Linked DNA regions of Homo sapiens: region 2 is linked to region 1. The links are chromatin loops, found by intact Hi-C in ENCODE. Cell type or tissue: dorsolateral prefrontal cortex. All regions are shown on one strand. Links, peaks and the distances in the headings refer to the core of each region. The heading gives the core; the rest is flanking DNA. Region 1 overlaps MAGI2 (membrane associated guanylate kinase, WW and PDZ domain containing 2). Region 2 overlaps MAGI2 (membrane associated guanylate kinase, WW and PDZ domain containing 2).

What was found. A loop is a pair of places that touch in the nucleus more often than their neighbours do. Peaks named below come from ENCODE experiments on the same cell type or tissue, not always from the same donor. Only the 100,000 strongest peaks of a DNase experiment are listed, where the experiment ranks them.
Region 2: it touches region 1 in a loop (4-fold over the local background); 9 of 110 quality-filtered maps call a loop at or near these places.

What each region holds. Positions count from the first base shown.
Region 1 is chr7:78,764,072-78,772,412 of GRCh38, forward strand. All of the region lies in intron 2 of MAGI2 (membrane associated guanylate kinase, WW and PDZ domain containing 2), which reads right to left. Among named protein-coding and RNA genes, the nearest start is that of MAGI2-AS2, 240 kb to the right of the region's middle. In dorsolateral prefrontal cortex, for the core only: a CTCF peak has its summit at 4,931; DNase peaks (open chromatin) are centred at 4,940, 5,637 and 7,198; H3K4me3 peaks cover 3,536 bases; H3K27ac peaks cover 3,782 bases.
Region 2 is chr7:78,603,035-78,611,375 of GRCh38, forward strand. The region is part of intron 3 of MAGI2 (membrane associated guanylate kinase, WW and PDZ domain containing 2); the gene reads right to left. Among named protein-coding and RNA genes, the nearest start is that of MAGI2-AS2, 400 kb to the right of the region's middle. In dorsolateral prefrontal cortex, for the core only: a CTCF peak has its summit at 4,214; a DNase peak (open chromatin) is centred at 4,297; H3K27ac peaks cover 513 bases.

The DNA.
Region 1 (8,341 bases), core at 9-8,008:
GAAAAGAATGTTTCTTCCTCCTCATGCTCTGGTGTGAACTTAAGGTTTCTAAAAAGTGTTAGGCTGACTGTAATGAAATGGAAATTCTACTATCTATCAATAAGATGATGCTATATTTATAGAACATGAGCCACAAGAGAGCTATACTGGGCACTTTCAATAAACCTCAATTAAAGTGATCAATATTGCTAAAACAATCTTTAAAAGCACCTCTGACAGAAAACTTCTTTGAGATTACTTTTAAATGCTGAGATAGACTAAGTACTTCAAGATATAATGGGAAGTGAATTCCAGTGTCCAGGAATATGATTGCTAACTGTCCTAACTTCTAGGGTCTCAAGGTTATGATTTAAATGAATAAAATCTCGATGAATTTGTGAATAAAAGGTATTTTTGCCTTTTATACTTAGGAAAGGAAATGTGAGTAGTATCTTAACACAGCTTGTGCTAAGTCCCATTGACCATTTAATGATTTTTTCCCCCCATCCCAAATGTTAAACAGTTCTTCTTCCTCTCTGACAATTCAGATGCCACTTATTGGTCATAGTTTGCTTGAGATCCCACCTCTTTACAAATCCTTTCCTTTGTGCTCTAGTTTTATTAAAATCTGTACAGCCAAATACAGTTCTTGATCATAGGCTCTTAGAGTAGTTGCCAATTGTTTTTTATAAGTCTTAGCTCCACAACCGAAAATAGCTTCCTACAGGCAAGCTTCGTGCTATGTTATGCCTCACAGCCTCCATATTAATAAGCAGAGTGCTAACCACTACATGATAATTTTGCTCAAAATGCAAATAAAGCTCACACCTTAGATGGGTTTTCAGGCCTCACAACTTATTACCAGCTTAGTTAGCAAAGCATAGCCATCTTCGGATGAGACCTAGAAGGGCCTGGATGCAAAGAACTAAAGGATGATCAGAGTGGGAGATTCAGGAAAAGAGGTACCTTAGGAGGAACGGAGAGGGAAAGACAGACTATGATTTTGCCAGACTGATTCTAAATACTTGTTGATATGGGTAGTAAATTTCTTTTTTGAAATATTGTAATAGCAAGCACTCAAGTGTGATTTCTTACATGGAAAATCCTGACAGAAGGGAGATCCTGGGACTGTCCTAGTGTATCCACCTATTAGGTTTCCAAACTAGCCAACCCAGTGAAGAGAATTGCTCTTTGTTGAGCCAGGCTAGTTACACTATCTTTTCCCACTATATTGCTGCCTTAGTATTCATTTATTCATTCAGTCAGTCATTTAACAAATGTTTAGTGCACATCTTTTTTTTTTTTTTTTTTTTTTGAGACAGAGTCTCGCTCTTGTCAACAAGGCTGGAGTACAGTGGTGCAATCTTGGCTCACTGCAACCTCTGCCTCCCGGGTTCAAGCAATTCTGCTGCCTCAGCCTCCTGAGTAGCTGGAGTTACAGGTGTCCACTACCACACCCGGCTAATTTTTGTACTTTTAGTAGAAACGGGGTTTCTCTATGTTGGCCAGGCTGGTCTCGAACTCCTGACCTTGTGATCTGCCCACCTCGGCCTCTCAAAGTGCTGAGATTACGGGTGTGAGCCATAACGCCCGGCCCTAGTGCATATCTTATATCTGAGTTGACATGATTTGAAGTCCTACAGATAGATACGGTTGTGAGCAAAATGAATTTGGACCCTCACTTTAGAAGGTCCTGCCTCCTGGCAGAGAAAGACATTAATCAAGTAATAACACTAACATAAAACTAAATATTGAAAAAAACCCAAAACACCCGAGAAGTGTAATGAAGAAAAAGCATGAGAAGCCTGGAGCACATTTTATAGAGAGAGCCAATTAAATGGCTGAGCAAGCAAAGTGGGTAGAAATGTGTTCCAGCAGAGGCACCAGCATGTGCTAAGGTCCTGAGAGGGAAGGAAATATGATGCTTTCTAAGATCTGAAAGAAAGGCTCTTCATAAACAGCTGTACGAATCCAAGATCAAGAATCCTCCCACACTTGGCCAGCAGTTCCTTAGCTCGGCATTTGAGCTTTTGTGGCCCTTTGAGTGAAATAACCCAGAGGGTTTGGTTCTCTGCTACAGACCAGAGAAAGCTCTCATCCCTGTGCCTTTATTTGGCCGGGGTTGTGCTTTTGTGGAAAGTGCTTGGCAAGATCAATCCAAAGTTTTAGAACAAATCTTTGAGTGGCTTCCAGAGTCAGTTGAGATTTGTTGCTTCGTGGAGAAAGATAGAAACTTCAGACTGAGAGGATCTTAAAGATGCCTGAACTGCTTGCAGGACTGGTGTATTAGAGAGATTGTCTTATAACAAAAGTGATCTCTTATTTAATATATTATTTCCTCCCCCAGCCCCAGATGGCAAAAAGGTGAATAAGTTGAGTAGCTGGCTCTGGAATTTGAGCTGAGGTCCTATTAATATGGGAACTTCCTGAGCTACAATGCTTCAACTGGAGTCATCAGTTAAGCTTGTGTCTTCTCCTCCATTGGCTAACTGGCTGGCAATGAGCCTCTTACTTGACAGTACACAGTATTGTTAGTTTCCTTAAACACTCTGAAGTTTGACTTACTTTACTGATTTAAAGAGAAAAACAACTATTCTAACTGTTCCTCCACATGGTGAATATCACCTAAATTTTCAAACACCAATTAAGGACACTTTTTATATCATCACACTTATTGAATTTGATGTATTCTTAGTGTGCCTAGGGAGAATGAGTAAAGAATCTGTAGGAGAAAACAGAATAATGCACTTCTTCTGGAAAGCAGGCTTGTGTGACAGAAAGCCATCCTTGTGATGAGAACTAGGGAAAAAAACTAACCGTCCTACTGTTGACTTTGTGTATTTTATAGGTCTTGACATGCTTGAAATGTACAGTACATGTATACTTTAACCTCTGATATCTGTGAAACGCTTACGTTGAGAATTCACATTATAATAAAGTTCTTTTTTTTTTTTTTGAGATGGAGTCTTGCTCTCCTTGCCCAGGCTGGAGTGCAATGGCACGATCTCAGCTCACTGCCACCTCTGCCTCCCAGGTTCAAGCAATTCTCCTGCCTCGGCCTCCCGAGTAGCTGGGATTACAGGTGCGTGCCACCACACCTGGCTAATTGTTTTGTATTTTCAATAGAGACGGGTTTCACCATGTTGGCCAGGCTGGTTTCGAATTCCTAACCTTGTGATCCGCCTGCCTCGGCCTTCCAAAGTGCCAGGATTACAGGCGTGAGCCACCACACCCAGCCTATAACAAAGTTCTAACCTTTGTTAAGGTACACCTAATGCAGTCAAAAAGGCAACACACTTTTTTTTTTTTTTACAATTAAAATTCTGTTATCTTCAGAGTAAGCAGCTGAGATCTTAGAAAGAGTGCCACAAGCTGTGTGACTAAGAGCAAAAGCTGATTGCAGACAGTAGAAGAAAAATGTTCCTGAAATTGAACATAAAATTAAAGTGTTTTAAGCTCAGTCTTTTATCATATCTGCTTATTTAATGTCATGTTGTCACCTAATAAGGCTTTTAAAAATTGAAAAGAGAGTTTAAGGTAGTAGGGTTCTAAAGTGATAGAGAAAATGGATGTCAGAAAGCAGGCCATTACTACTTAAGATATTCTCAGAAAGTTAGTAGCTTTGTGATTAAAAATGTTTCAAGAAGAATTCAGTTAGAGTAAAATATGTTTGCCTGAAACTTAATTGTTTTATCAAGTTTTCCTTTACGTGCCACAGGCATCTTACGAATAACTAATTTATTCTTGGGAAATTTTGTGTTTTCCAAGCTCAAAGCTATAGGAATACAGGAATACAGACACTTATTTCCAAATGTGAATTTTTCTTTTTTAGCTCTCATTAAGAACTCATCGGCATCTTAAATGTTGTTCAGGTAGCACATAAATCTCACTGCGAAAATTTTGTTATTTCTGGATGTTCTCATTTCTCCCTTGATGGTTTCTGAGCTGTGAACTATTTTCTACAGTTTAGTTATTTTGCAACTTTTAAAACAAAATTCCATTGGTGGGAAGTTTCTAAGATTGTGATTCTTTTATATGTACACATTATCTGGTTTAAATATGAGTGCCATCCATCTTCTCCAAGATCCAGCAAGCTCTGCTCTTAGCTTTACAAACATGGTCCTCTAATTCTGAACATCTGAAATTTCTCTGGGTAAAACCACCTCACCTGTAGTCATTAACAATATTTAAGGGTGACTTGGTAATCCTCTTAGGAACTTTGAGATCCATGTTTTCATTATATCACCTCACCTATTGTTTTGTTTGCTGTTCTACTATAATTGCATCAATTTCCCCAAAGCACACCATGTACCATAGTCAGATTGTCTACATGTATAAAAGCAGCAATCGGATCTACATGCTGTATTAAAGTTCCATTTCCATTGTTCTACTAAAGAGGCAAATCTTATTGCCTCTGTAAGGTCTTAGCTTTATCAAAATTATTCTAAACAGACACCATGAAAATCTGTGCTCTAATTCTCAGCCTATGGGAAGGTGCTCACGATGAAAACCCTTGGAGGGTTACCCTTCAGTGGAGCAAATATTATTACACTTAAAACACTTACGAAACTGTTTCCATCTTGTTAAAAGTATTGTACTCAAGTCTTTCTTGTCCTAGTGTGGAGATGACTCCATGTCATTTTGCAGAAAGCATCTGAAGTGTTTCCAAATTTCTATAATTTGGAAACTAGCATAAAATTTAAAGAATTATTATTTTTTTCTGCACAATGCACATACTATTGCACTATTTTGCATCCTCATGCTCCCCTCTCTAGTGGATAGTGCCTCAACACTGTACCTCTTGCCTAAGATTTAAACCTGCTCTGTAGTCACACAATCATCCTAAAATGCTATACAATAGAGAACCGATTTCGCACACCCCCAAACAACACATGCTCTTAATCAGTCCCTCAAACCAGAGCTCTCTGCTAAAGCGCATCCTGCCTCTGCTGGCTGGAGCTTTCACAAACCAAAGCCCAAATAAAGGAACAGTGTGGCTGCTGTAGCACCTCCACTCCCTGCTCAGTACAGGAATTCTTTAATAAGCACATGTGTAGTACAGGACAGTAGTACATTCCCTCCCTGCATTCTAGCGCGGGGACACATCTTTTTCCTTGCACAATGGATCACAATGCTAAAAAGGGAAAACATGATAAGATACAAAAACACAGCTTTTTACTTTCAGAGATGGACGATACAGGCAAATATCTATTTTTTTTTTTAACCTGTCAGCCCTCCCGAAAGTCCAAATGTAAGCTGCCACACATGCATGGGTCTTTCCTTAAAGAAATTGTTTGATGAGCCCACTTAACAACAAAGTGCTTTAGATCACGTCCGAAAATATATGTAATCTACCCTTTTAAAAATGGAAACCTATGATTGCCAGAAAGATATCTTCTGCAAGCTTTGCTCTGGGTAGTTTGTACTGAAGTAAAACCGTCACCACCCACTCCCCATTCAAGCGAGATTTAAAAAGGCAGGCGAACTGAAAGGAACCACAAGTCAGTCCGTCCCCATCAGAAAACAGAGATCAGAGCAAATCACAATGCTGAGGAACGGCTCGACTACTCAAAGACCATCTCCCTCAGGACGAGACAGAGATATGGAGCCATTTTTCACTAGGTTCACAAGAAAATGTCAGCTCACAGCTGCTAGTGCACTGCCAGAGCGCATCTTAATTTGGTCCAAAGGGACTCAGCCAGTCACCCTCACAGAACATTTTCTTAAAGAGTCCCCATTACAAATGTGATTCCCTCAGCTCCGAGCATCTTCTTGTTATAGTCTGTGGCAACTGCATGGCACCGAACTGCATCCTATTCAGAACTAAATGCTTCCCCCCATTTCCTCTTAACATCATGTGAATTAGACACTTCTGAGTCAAAGGGGAAAAAAAAGAGGAAGAGAAAAAAGCATCTCTTCCTACTCCCCACCCTTCTCCACGTTCTTGACTAATACCTCTGGGCAGTTTACTTCAGAATAGAGCAGATTCTTGACCAGGGCACAATGGCAAATTGGCATACAAGCCCCTTGCTATCACGGAAAGCACAAGCAATGCTTTCTTTGTAAAAACACAGGAAAATACACATGCTGGAACAAAAGACACTCTATCTGCACAGCAAGAAACAAGAGAAATTATGTGTTTGTTTTACACACATCTGTACCCACTGGTTGTAAAAAAGGCTTTAAACCTATTTTAATTATAACACATTGTATTTTTTTCCCCAAACCAGGTCCCCATAAAATTAATTTTTTAAGCTTCGGCTCCAATAGGAGGTAAAACACACTCTGCTGGAAGAATACCTGGTGTGTGTCTTTGTTGATGGGGTGCCATTTCAAACTTATTATATTTGAAGTCAATTACGTGGGAAATAAAGATAAGGCAAATGCACTTGGTTCTCTGAACTATTCTGACATTAGAAGAAATGCCAAGTCAGCAGATATCTGCTGTTTACATTTCACAATAACCTAATCATGCATTTGCAGCTTTCTGGAGCAAAACACTAACTGTTCTCCAAACAGCCACCTGACAATCTAAGGCTGAAACACACATTCTGACTCAGAAGGAGACATCATGATGGCTCTCCACTGGCTGTATTAAACAAAAGCTCCGCAAACAAACGAGAGGCATTTGGCAAATGAAGTGAGAGTCGAATCAAGTTTAGGTTCACATCTGGTGGAATATGGCACTGCTTTCCCCAGGGGTTGAGGAGCAGAAGGGTTTGGAGGCTATAAATAGAACACACACACATATGCACATACAGATATTTAAGCCAGACCCGGGTCAGTTTCAGCTTACTAACCTAGAGCTCTGTTCAAAGGAAGCAGAGAAGCCGCACGTCCTCTCCCACCTTTCCATGGTCCTCAGTCAGTGTCTTCTCAAACCACCTGTACTGATCCAACCCATTCGCAGATAAAAATAATTTTCTTGATAGAAGTAGTCTCAGCTGAGCTTTGATTTTTCAACATGGATGTCTAGAATTTTCCTCTTTAAGCCAGACACAGCAACACAAAACTGCCGCTGAGCTCTTTTGTTTTCCCTCCTCTCAAAGATGAAGCATGCAGCACTTCTCTCTCTCTCTCTCTGTCTCCCTCTGCCTCTCCCTCTCTCCCTCTCCCTCTCTCTCCTTCTCCCCTCTCTCGCTTATGCTCTCTCCCTCCGTTTCCCTTTCCCCAACCCCCACCAGCAACCTCGCTCGCTTCCCGGTCAGTCAGGGGCATTTACATCTCTCAGCACAAGAACCTGTGTTATCTACGCGCCTGTCTCTCACTTTTGGGTTTCCTCTGGGAAAGGGAGGGGGGCGGCTCTAGGTGAAGTCAGGTGACCCCTCCATTAAAAGCCAGTGAGATGGATGGAGTGTGTGAATTTTAATATACACACAGGCACATTTACATTACAAAGCAGCGAGGAAAATCTAGCTCCTAGAGATTAAGCATTTTTGTTTTTGCTTTCATAGTCCCCTTTTACCAATTAAGAGAAGCTAGTATAGTATAATGAAATGTAATTAAACTTTTCAGTGTTAATAACAAGGCTGTATCCTTTCAGAATCATCCAGCTGAACAATTCTTTTAAACTTGTAAGCATGACTGTTTCTTTTCCTTTCAAGGGTCAAAGAATCAGTCATTTTACTACTTACACACTTTTTCAAATTGGTCTTTTCTTTGACATCCATTTAAACTTATCTTGAAGTTAAGGACCATTGTAAAAGACAATAAAAATAATAATGTGAAAGGAAAAAAAAATAAGTGACAAAAACACCAAAGCACATAGCATAGGTAGAAATCAATAGTTTGCTGTTGTGGAACTAGATTCAATAATGAGTAATGCTTTGCTCTGAGACAAATAATTTTTCCCTTCTCTGTTTCAGTGTCTCTGTCTTAAATAGAAAATAAATGTAATAAATATAGCAAGTATCCTCTTCTTGCAACCCAATCAAGCAAGCCTAGTAGAGAAGGGTGTCCAGATGCTAAGACCACACAGCACCCCAGAGACAGAAACAACTGGAAAAACTTGTGCTAACCTAGTATAGTATTGAAGATACATTTATAGTCTATGGACCTAGGCCCTAAAGAGTAAATTTGACACCATCTTCTCCTCTGCTGCAAAGTTTTTAATATCCAGTGGAGACCATCTCTTCTATCTCTACCACTGAATAGAAAAGATACGTAATCTGCTGTTAGGAATACTGTAAAGAAAAATGAGATAATATCCACTTTCTTTCAAGGGTCAAAGAATCAGTCATTTTTTTGAACACTCAGATAAAAAGTACTTTGTAAGGCTAGGTGATAAATTATTAGAATGAAGACCAACAAGCATCAGAAGAAAACTCTTATTTGGCATTTGGTGTTCTGTCCACGGATTCTT
Region 2 (8,341 bases), core at 64-8,063, 160 kb before region 1:
CACAATAAAAAAGCAATTCTGGGCACTGGTTGCTAGGTGTTGGGACTCATTCTTTTTGTCATCAAAGACCTCTTGTATTTTTTTCAATTAAAGTGACAGAATTACTGAGAAGTGCCAAGAAAACTGATAATGTAAAGTACTAAAATCTTTCACAAAATTTTGAGCTTCATAAGGAATAGGATCTGGCTCAAAGGCAAAATAAACATTAATTTTCTTGTACATAATTAGCTTACATGTTTCTCTTAAAGGAGGAAGTAATGAGAGGAGATGTCCTAATACAGGTTCCTCTTAAGTTAACATCTCTGTTGCTTTCTGGCTCTGTTAGATGACTATCCTGAGGAAACGTTTTCTAGGCTGGTAGCTCTGATGTCATTTAGGATGAGACAACAAGACCTGTATGAAGGCCACATTGAAAGAAGAGTGACCTTGAAATGGATTAAAACATTCAAGATTTGAAGCTTTCTTGATCTAGGCATATTCTGGCAGATAATATTTCTATTTTCTTTTGAGATGGAGTCTTGCCCTGTCACCGAGGCTGGAGTGCACGACGCGATGTCAGCTCACTGCAACCTCTGCCTCCCAGGTTCAAGCAATTCTCCTGCCTCAGTCTCCTGAGTAGCTGGATTACAGGTGCATGCCACCACACCAGGCTAATTTTTTGTATCTTTAGTAGAGATGGAGTTTCACCATGTTGGCCAGGCTGGTCTTGAACTTGTGACCTCGTGATTTATCCGCCTCAGCCTCCCAGAGTGCTGGGATTACAGGTGTGAGTCACCCCGCCCAGCCAATATTTCTATTTTCTTATAGGCTACCAAGAAACCTATACAATGAGACCTATTTGTTCAAATGGCTAACATTTGTTGAACACCTACTATATGACAGGTACTGTGGTAGGGACCAGAATTAGAATAATGGTCAGAATAAGAAATTGTCCTTCATATTTTAGAGCTGATAGGCTGGTCGGATTGGCACTAATGAAACATAAAATCAAACATACAATGACAAAATTAAGATATGTAGATATTCTGATGAAACATAATTATGAGATTCCCTGGCAGCACTGAAGACTAAAGGAGTCATGACCATTTTATTGATGAAACAGTCATGGAGCTGGTATCAAAACGATGAGTAGGATTTAAGTAGGGAAAGAATATTGGGGACAGGGAAGTATGAACAGGAAAGTTCTTTAGACAAAGAGAACAGTAGGTAGGATGGCCCTGAGATGGAAGAAGCATGGTGCATTTGAAGAACTGGGAGCAGGTGGCTGAAGTATGTTGATGGGCAAGGAGGGCATTTGAAGAGATGATGCTCCAGAAATAGATAAAACTAGAATAGAACTGGGTGGTTTTGAAACTCATCTGAAGTGGTTTGCCCGTCCTTTGTTGATTTGATTACTTTACTGGCCGCCTTTTATCCCCATACTGAATCCCATTATCTCCCGTCCCAGACAAATGTTCTAATGTAATAAATGAAATTCATTCACTAAGCAAATATTGAGCATCTCCCATGTGCCACACACTACTCTAGGAACTGGAGAAATAGCAGTGAACAAAATAGACATAAATCCCTTATCAAGCTTACATTTATAATGAAATTAGAGAATAGTGACATAAGTAAGTAGAACATAAGTTGGTTAGATGTTAAGTGCTAAGGAGAAAAATGAAGCAGGAAACAGGCACCCGGAAGTATAAGAAATGTATTTCTCTGTTTCAATATATTGTTGCTAATACCAATTGTTGTTTTACATGAAAACATTTAAATTCATATAAATGGCATTGTGCTATCAATCTTGTTTAGTTTTTAATTCTTTCTACTTAGAGCTATTTTCTTAATATCTATTCATGTAATTATGAGTGTGGATAATCTGTTGCTTCTGAATGTTGTGTAATACCCCCATACATCCCCCTCATATTTTATGTATCCATACTTCCAATAATGGAAAACAAGATTACCTCCATTTCCTTGCTCTCAGAGCAAAGCCAAGCCATGGCTCCATGGACTTTGTATGCATGTGAGAGGAGGTGGCAGTGGAAGAGAAATAAGACTGGCTTCGTATTTTCAAAACATACCTCTAGATGCAATGTGAAAACTGGAGTGGAGGGAATCCAGATTCTATTTAGGAGAGTGATTGCAGCAGTCTGACAAGAAATGTGCATTTTAGACTAGGTTGATGGCAATGGTAGAACTAAGGAGAAATGGAAGAATTCAAATGATACTGAAAAAGTAATGTTGATTGGCCTTGGTGATAAAATGGATATGGAGATGCAAGAGAGGGATGTGTCAAGAGTGACTCAGCATTCTAATTTAGGCAACTGGGTGGAGAAGAATTTTTGCACTAAGGTGGTGAACATCGGAAAATGACCTCTTAAAGAGAAATATTACATGGCTGTAACACTGATTAACATGTAGAATTTAATGAAATCTGTAATATAACCACTTTAATCTAACCACACCATGAAGGAAAGATTCACTGAGTACTTATTATATGCTATTAACTATGCCAGGATTTAAAAGTCCAGTAGAGTGACAAAAAAACTGCCAAATCAAAATATTATAATTCTGTAATTATTATGATGAAGCCTATCGGGGACATAGAACACAGAGCATGCTGAAGTCTGTTTGGAGATGAATGGAATTTCACTAAGAGGAATCTGGAAGGAGGGCAGAAGGAAATCTAAGCACAAAGAGATGGAAATGTAAACAAATATAATATTTTAGGGGAAGTTCAAGGAATCTGTTTTTGCAAGGAAGGAGTTAGTGGTTTTCAGTGGGGCGTGGGGCCATATAATTCTCTGGCATACAAAGGATTTTATGGAGACTGTGACGGGAGGTACTCGAGCAGAAAAGTAGTGATTAGATTCGGACACTAGAGAGATTACTCCAGCATCAAGAGAGAAAGACAGGTAAGGACACTACTCGTTGGCGACCTCTGAAATGACGACTGTATGAACTATGGCAGGGACATAGGGATTGGATAAGAGGGGCACATGAAGGAGGTGTTCAGAAAGTAGACTTGAAAGGACCTCATGATTAATTGAATGTTCTGGGGAATCAAGGATGACTCCCAGGTTCCTGGCTTGGGCAGTTGTGTAGATGGCTGTGATAGTTACTGAGCTTGGGTGTACAGGAGGGACAGAAGTTCTGAGAAGGTCATGTGCTCAGTTGAATTTTAGTTTGTTTTTTTAAAAGGTCAATCCAGATGGAGGATGTATATGGGTTCAGACCTAAGAACTAGGTCTGAGTTAGGGATGTAGATTTTAGACTGGGTCAGTTGACTGGTGTATGTGGACACTGGGAAGGAAAAGAATTAAGACCCTCTTTGCCCAGAGGCCTCTTTGCATATGATGGCCTACTTTTGACAAAAACTCACTTTGTGAAGCCAAGCAGAGCCACAAATATAAGAAAAGGTGAAAGAGACTAGTCAAAGATAATACAAGGAGAGGAGAACCAGGAAGAAAGAAGAGAGAAGGTGAGGAATATAAGTATTCCAGTGTCTGCACTATTTTTTCTTACATGTTTTTCCTTGTGTGCTAGTTTTTGGAATGTTCTGAAAATGCTATTTGTGTATATATTCTATAAAATGTCATGATGGTTTACCTCTGGTTTCTCTTTTACATATGGCTTCAATGTATCTTTGCATATGATGGCCTACTTTTGACAAAGAATCAGGTTTATAGTGTTTGAATTTTATGGCATCAATAAAGTTTTAAAATATATTTAAAGTGACTGCTGTATAAAATTTCTCCTTGTCTTGCAGTTAACATGCCCTTGTATTCTGTTTACCATGCCCTCCCACAATTTTCTTTATGTTTTCTGCTTTCTGTGTATCTGTTTTTCATCTACATGGGCTGTTTCTTCCATCAAAAAAAGACCTCCCAATTTCTAATTTTAAATGTATATTCCTTTCTCCATTCTTTATACATACTTCTAAATGTAACTCAAATTTTCCAAGGCCTGGCAAGCCCCTGGATATTAATGGAATTATATTAACAATAGCCCAAACTCCATTGCTTTTTAAACGTAACTGTTACAAGGACCTTTGTTCCTTGTTATGTATGTCTGTTTATTATACTAGAGGTGGGCATTGTTTGGCCGCCAAACATCTTGACCTTTTCCCTATGTTTGAGGAATCCACCATTGTGTGACTATTGTGAGAGGGGGCATCTTCTGCAGAGGTGAGAGAAAACATCACTCTGATTTCTGGCTGCTAGGGGGCAGTCATGTCACCCAATCGCAGATAATCAGATAACTCTTGCCAGGGAATTTGAATCTGGGTTGATTGACCTATAGAAGCAGAAAAGCCTGGGAATATTATCTAGTATTCAGTGGCTATGGTCTAGTGGTAGGGTCCAGTTTCCGCGGCTGGCAGGCCCAGTAGTTGTTAGAAGTCAGAGACGCTTAACAAAGTTCCCTTGTATGGAAACAGAACCACATGTTCCATCTCATTAGAAAGAAGTCAAACTTAAAAAAAAAAAAAAAAGAGAGTCTCTGTAAAATGTACTGCATTGTATTGAGAGGAATTTGTGTTAAAAACTAAATAATGGGAAAAGATCCACCCTACCCTATGACCTTTGTGGTGGTTTAGCTGCTCAAATTTCCTTGATTAGTCTTTTCAGAACCTGGTTCTAGTTTTCCTTTGATTGTGTGATGTACAAAATACTGGTCCAATAACTTTCTTTTTTGCTAAAATAACCAGACTACAGCAAAATGCCTTTGTGCTCTATGTTACATCCTCATGGACAATTTCAGTTTCAGAGGTGGCACACAGATCCATGAGAGCTCTGAATCCCTTTGTGCTGGTAGCATCCCGCCTCTGGTACTCTCCAAGTTGGCCCACTCTTCTGGCTCAGCTTGGCTCTCAGCCTCCTATGACCTGGTCACTTCAAGCTTTTAGACAGGAACCTCTCAAGAAACCTCTCAAGAGGACATAAAACAGTTCCATGTTGGCTTCTCTTGAACATGTTCCAATATGGATCATGAAACACACAGCATTGTGCCAGCAGGCTGAGAGAGCAAATTAATTTCCTGTTTCAGCTATCATAGGCCGCTCAAGCCCAAGCATGGCCTTTTGATTTCTTAGGCTCAATGTAGATTCCAGTCTATCAGGCCACACACTAAGGTGACACATATTAAGTCCCTCTCTTGACTTAATGTAAAGGGGTAATTACCTTTCACATCTTTGCTTTGGTGGGGGTGGAGTCATAGCATAACCCTTCAAATCAATCCTCTTCACAAACCCTTTCTCCCCATTCACACTCTTCTACCCTTCCATGCCTTCCCCTGTCCCCAACTGGCTTTGAGATCATTTGCTGTACCTTTCTGGGTATCAGTGTCCTCATATGTATAATAGAGATAATAATGGTTTCTACTTTGCAAGGTTTTTGTGGCGACTGAATGTGTGTGCATATATATATGTATATATATATGTGTGTGTATGTATATATATATATATACGTATATATAGAAGCATATATAATGTGTGTCTGTGCATGTAGCTTAGAATAGTCCAGCTCATAGTAAACTCTATCTAAAGTTTTCTTATTGCTATTATCATTATTATTCATGCTGTTGTATCCTAGTAACTGACTTGAGAGTTACAATTTAGTCCCTGGTATGCCTATGTTGATTTATGTAATAAAATGCCGTTTTGAAGGGGAGGATTTAAGAGATGTTAGGCACTTTAATTTATGCAAAGAGAAATTTCAGGAAAGTTGTTCTAGAATCACATAGTTACATGGTACTGAAATTGAGGGCAAAACCACTTTTGTCCTTGTTATCACCCCTTTTCTCTGCTAGTTAGCTGACTGGCTGTTTTAGTCAGGGTTCCCTAGAGGGGCAGAACTAATAGAATGTCTATATCTATCTACATATGGGAGTTTATTAAGCATTAACTTACATGATCACAAGGTCCCACAATAGACTGCAAGCTTGAGGATCAAGGAGAGCCAATCTGAGTGTCAAAACTGAAGAACTTGGAGTCCAATGTTTGAGGGCAGGAAGCATCTAGCATGGGGGAAAGATGTAGGCTGGAAGGCTAGGCCAGTCTTACATTTTCACGTTTTTCTGCCTACTTTATATTCACTGGTAGCTGATTAGATTGTGCCCACCAGATTAAGGGTGGGTCTGCCTTCCCCAGCCCACTGACTCAAATGTTAATCTCCTTTGGCAACACCCTCACAGATACACCCAGGATCAATGCTTTGCATCCTTCAGTGCAATCAAGTTAACCATCACAAGTCCACTCCTTGTCAACTTGAAGCCATATATATCTCCTGAGATCATAATCTTCAGTAAAGACAATAATAAGGTCATAATTATGCCTAACATGACTATGCTTCATACAACAGGAAACACACCAATCCCCAACCCAAATACTATTACATACAGTTAACAAATACTATTACATAAAGTTGATAAAAAGTCAATAAATCTTATGTCACGTGATGAAGGAAAAGAAAATAAAATGAAGGTATTTTCTTAGTATGAGTGCCTACATGCACAAACATGTTTTTAACAAAAGGAGGAGGAAATACTCATGACGGTTACAGTCCTTGGTTCTGCAGCTGCTTACCTGGTCATAGCTGTTATTGATGACTACCTTCTTCTACTACCCACCCAAACCTTCATTCCTGAGGGGTATGGACCATTTGTAGTCCTGCCTGGATTGGGCTGATGTAGTTTCCCATTGACCTTAATCACAGAGCAAGGTAATACTAAGAGACACCCTAATGGATCTCCTGTATTCCATGCATACTCTTCCTTACCTCTGTTATGTAGTAGGCTGATTTCAACTTGATAAGTCCAGGCCAATCACCCCAGCCAACACTGTAACTCCTCTCTTAGCCTCTTGAATTAGGAGGAGCCCAAAGTTTCCAGGTGGCCATCTTAACTTCTAGTTTAATGTAACTATTGTATCTCTTGGTGGCAGCATTCCTCCCTCTGGAACTAAGACCTCTAGGTCAGCAGAATGTAATGTGGGAACTGGAAGCAAAATTTTGCTAGTGGATCACTAGGGGTGATGGTGAGTGGTGCCACTTCCACTCTACCCCTTGATTCCTGGATCTGTGAATCTTGGCTATGGGAGAAATGGTACCACATATTGGATACTAATTCAGAGCATACATGGTCTTCTGGAGAACTTTGCCCCAGCTGTGCAAAGTATTGTCACCTAGTTGGATTGTAATTGTGACTTCAAAAGGCCATTCTACTGTTCTATCAATCCAATTGCTTCAGGGTGATAGGGAACACTGGCCTTGGAGGAGGACAGGCTGACTTGGTTTCTAGAGGCTGAGTCCTAGTGACTGCTTGTGGCAGAGTTGGCTGTGTGGACAGAAAACCATCACTACATAGTATAGTGCTGGTAGAACTCTTAAAGGGCATCCAGCTCAACCACTTGGCTTTACAGGGAACACAGTGGAGACCTGGAGGGTTGAATGATATTGTTGCTTTCCAACGTGTGCTCCAGAACATGAGTCCTGGGGAGATGTTAATAGAGCTCCATGACAATTGGTTCCACGGTCTAAGAAGTTTGAAAAATGCTGGAAGCACAGATTTAAACAGGCTTCTTTATTGCAGAACTTAAATTTTTAAGATTCAATCCGTAATATGAATTTTCCAAAGAGAATATGGTAGGCAGTATATTTTCCAAACTTGTTTGACCACAGGTTTCCTCCCTCTTTGGGGGATAGAATTTCATATGACTTATGTTCTGCCAAGCATACTTTAGGAAACACTGGTTTAGAATGATGGATATCATGGTTGGAAGGAAAGTGAAGTCAAGGAGGCACAAATAGAAGAGCAAAGCGAGTCATCCCGTTTTGGAAAGGGAAATAGGGTAAATCTAGACTTTATTTGACTGAATACATTCCCAATGGGAAACAGGTCTTCCAAGCACAGACTATGTGTCAAAGAAGGCTGGAAGCAATTTCAACTTCTCCCCTTTCTACTTCAGAGACTTCCTTCAAGTTACTAAACATCTTTACGCTTCAGGTTTCTCCTCTGTAAAAATGGTTAACATAATACTTTCATTGAAGAAACATTGTAAAATTGGAGATTGTGTATGCAAAGTATCAAGTCTGGTGTTGTTTTGGGTGTTTTAGTTATCATCAGTCCAAATGTTTAGCAGGTGTGTATCCCCTTTAGAACAACTCTGACAAGAGAGTTCTTAGTCTGTGCTTGGCAACTAATATCAATTTATTATTTCATTGGCCCTGGCTATGATAAAGCATTTCTTTATAACAGGCCATAATCTATCTTTCTTCTTTTTCCTTGTTTCACTCCTTAAGATCATTCAGAACAAATCACATTCCTATATCCTGTGAAACTTAGTCATTTAAAGACA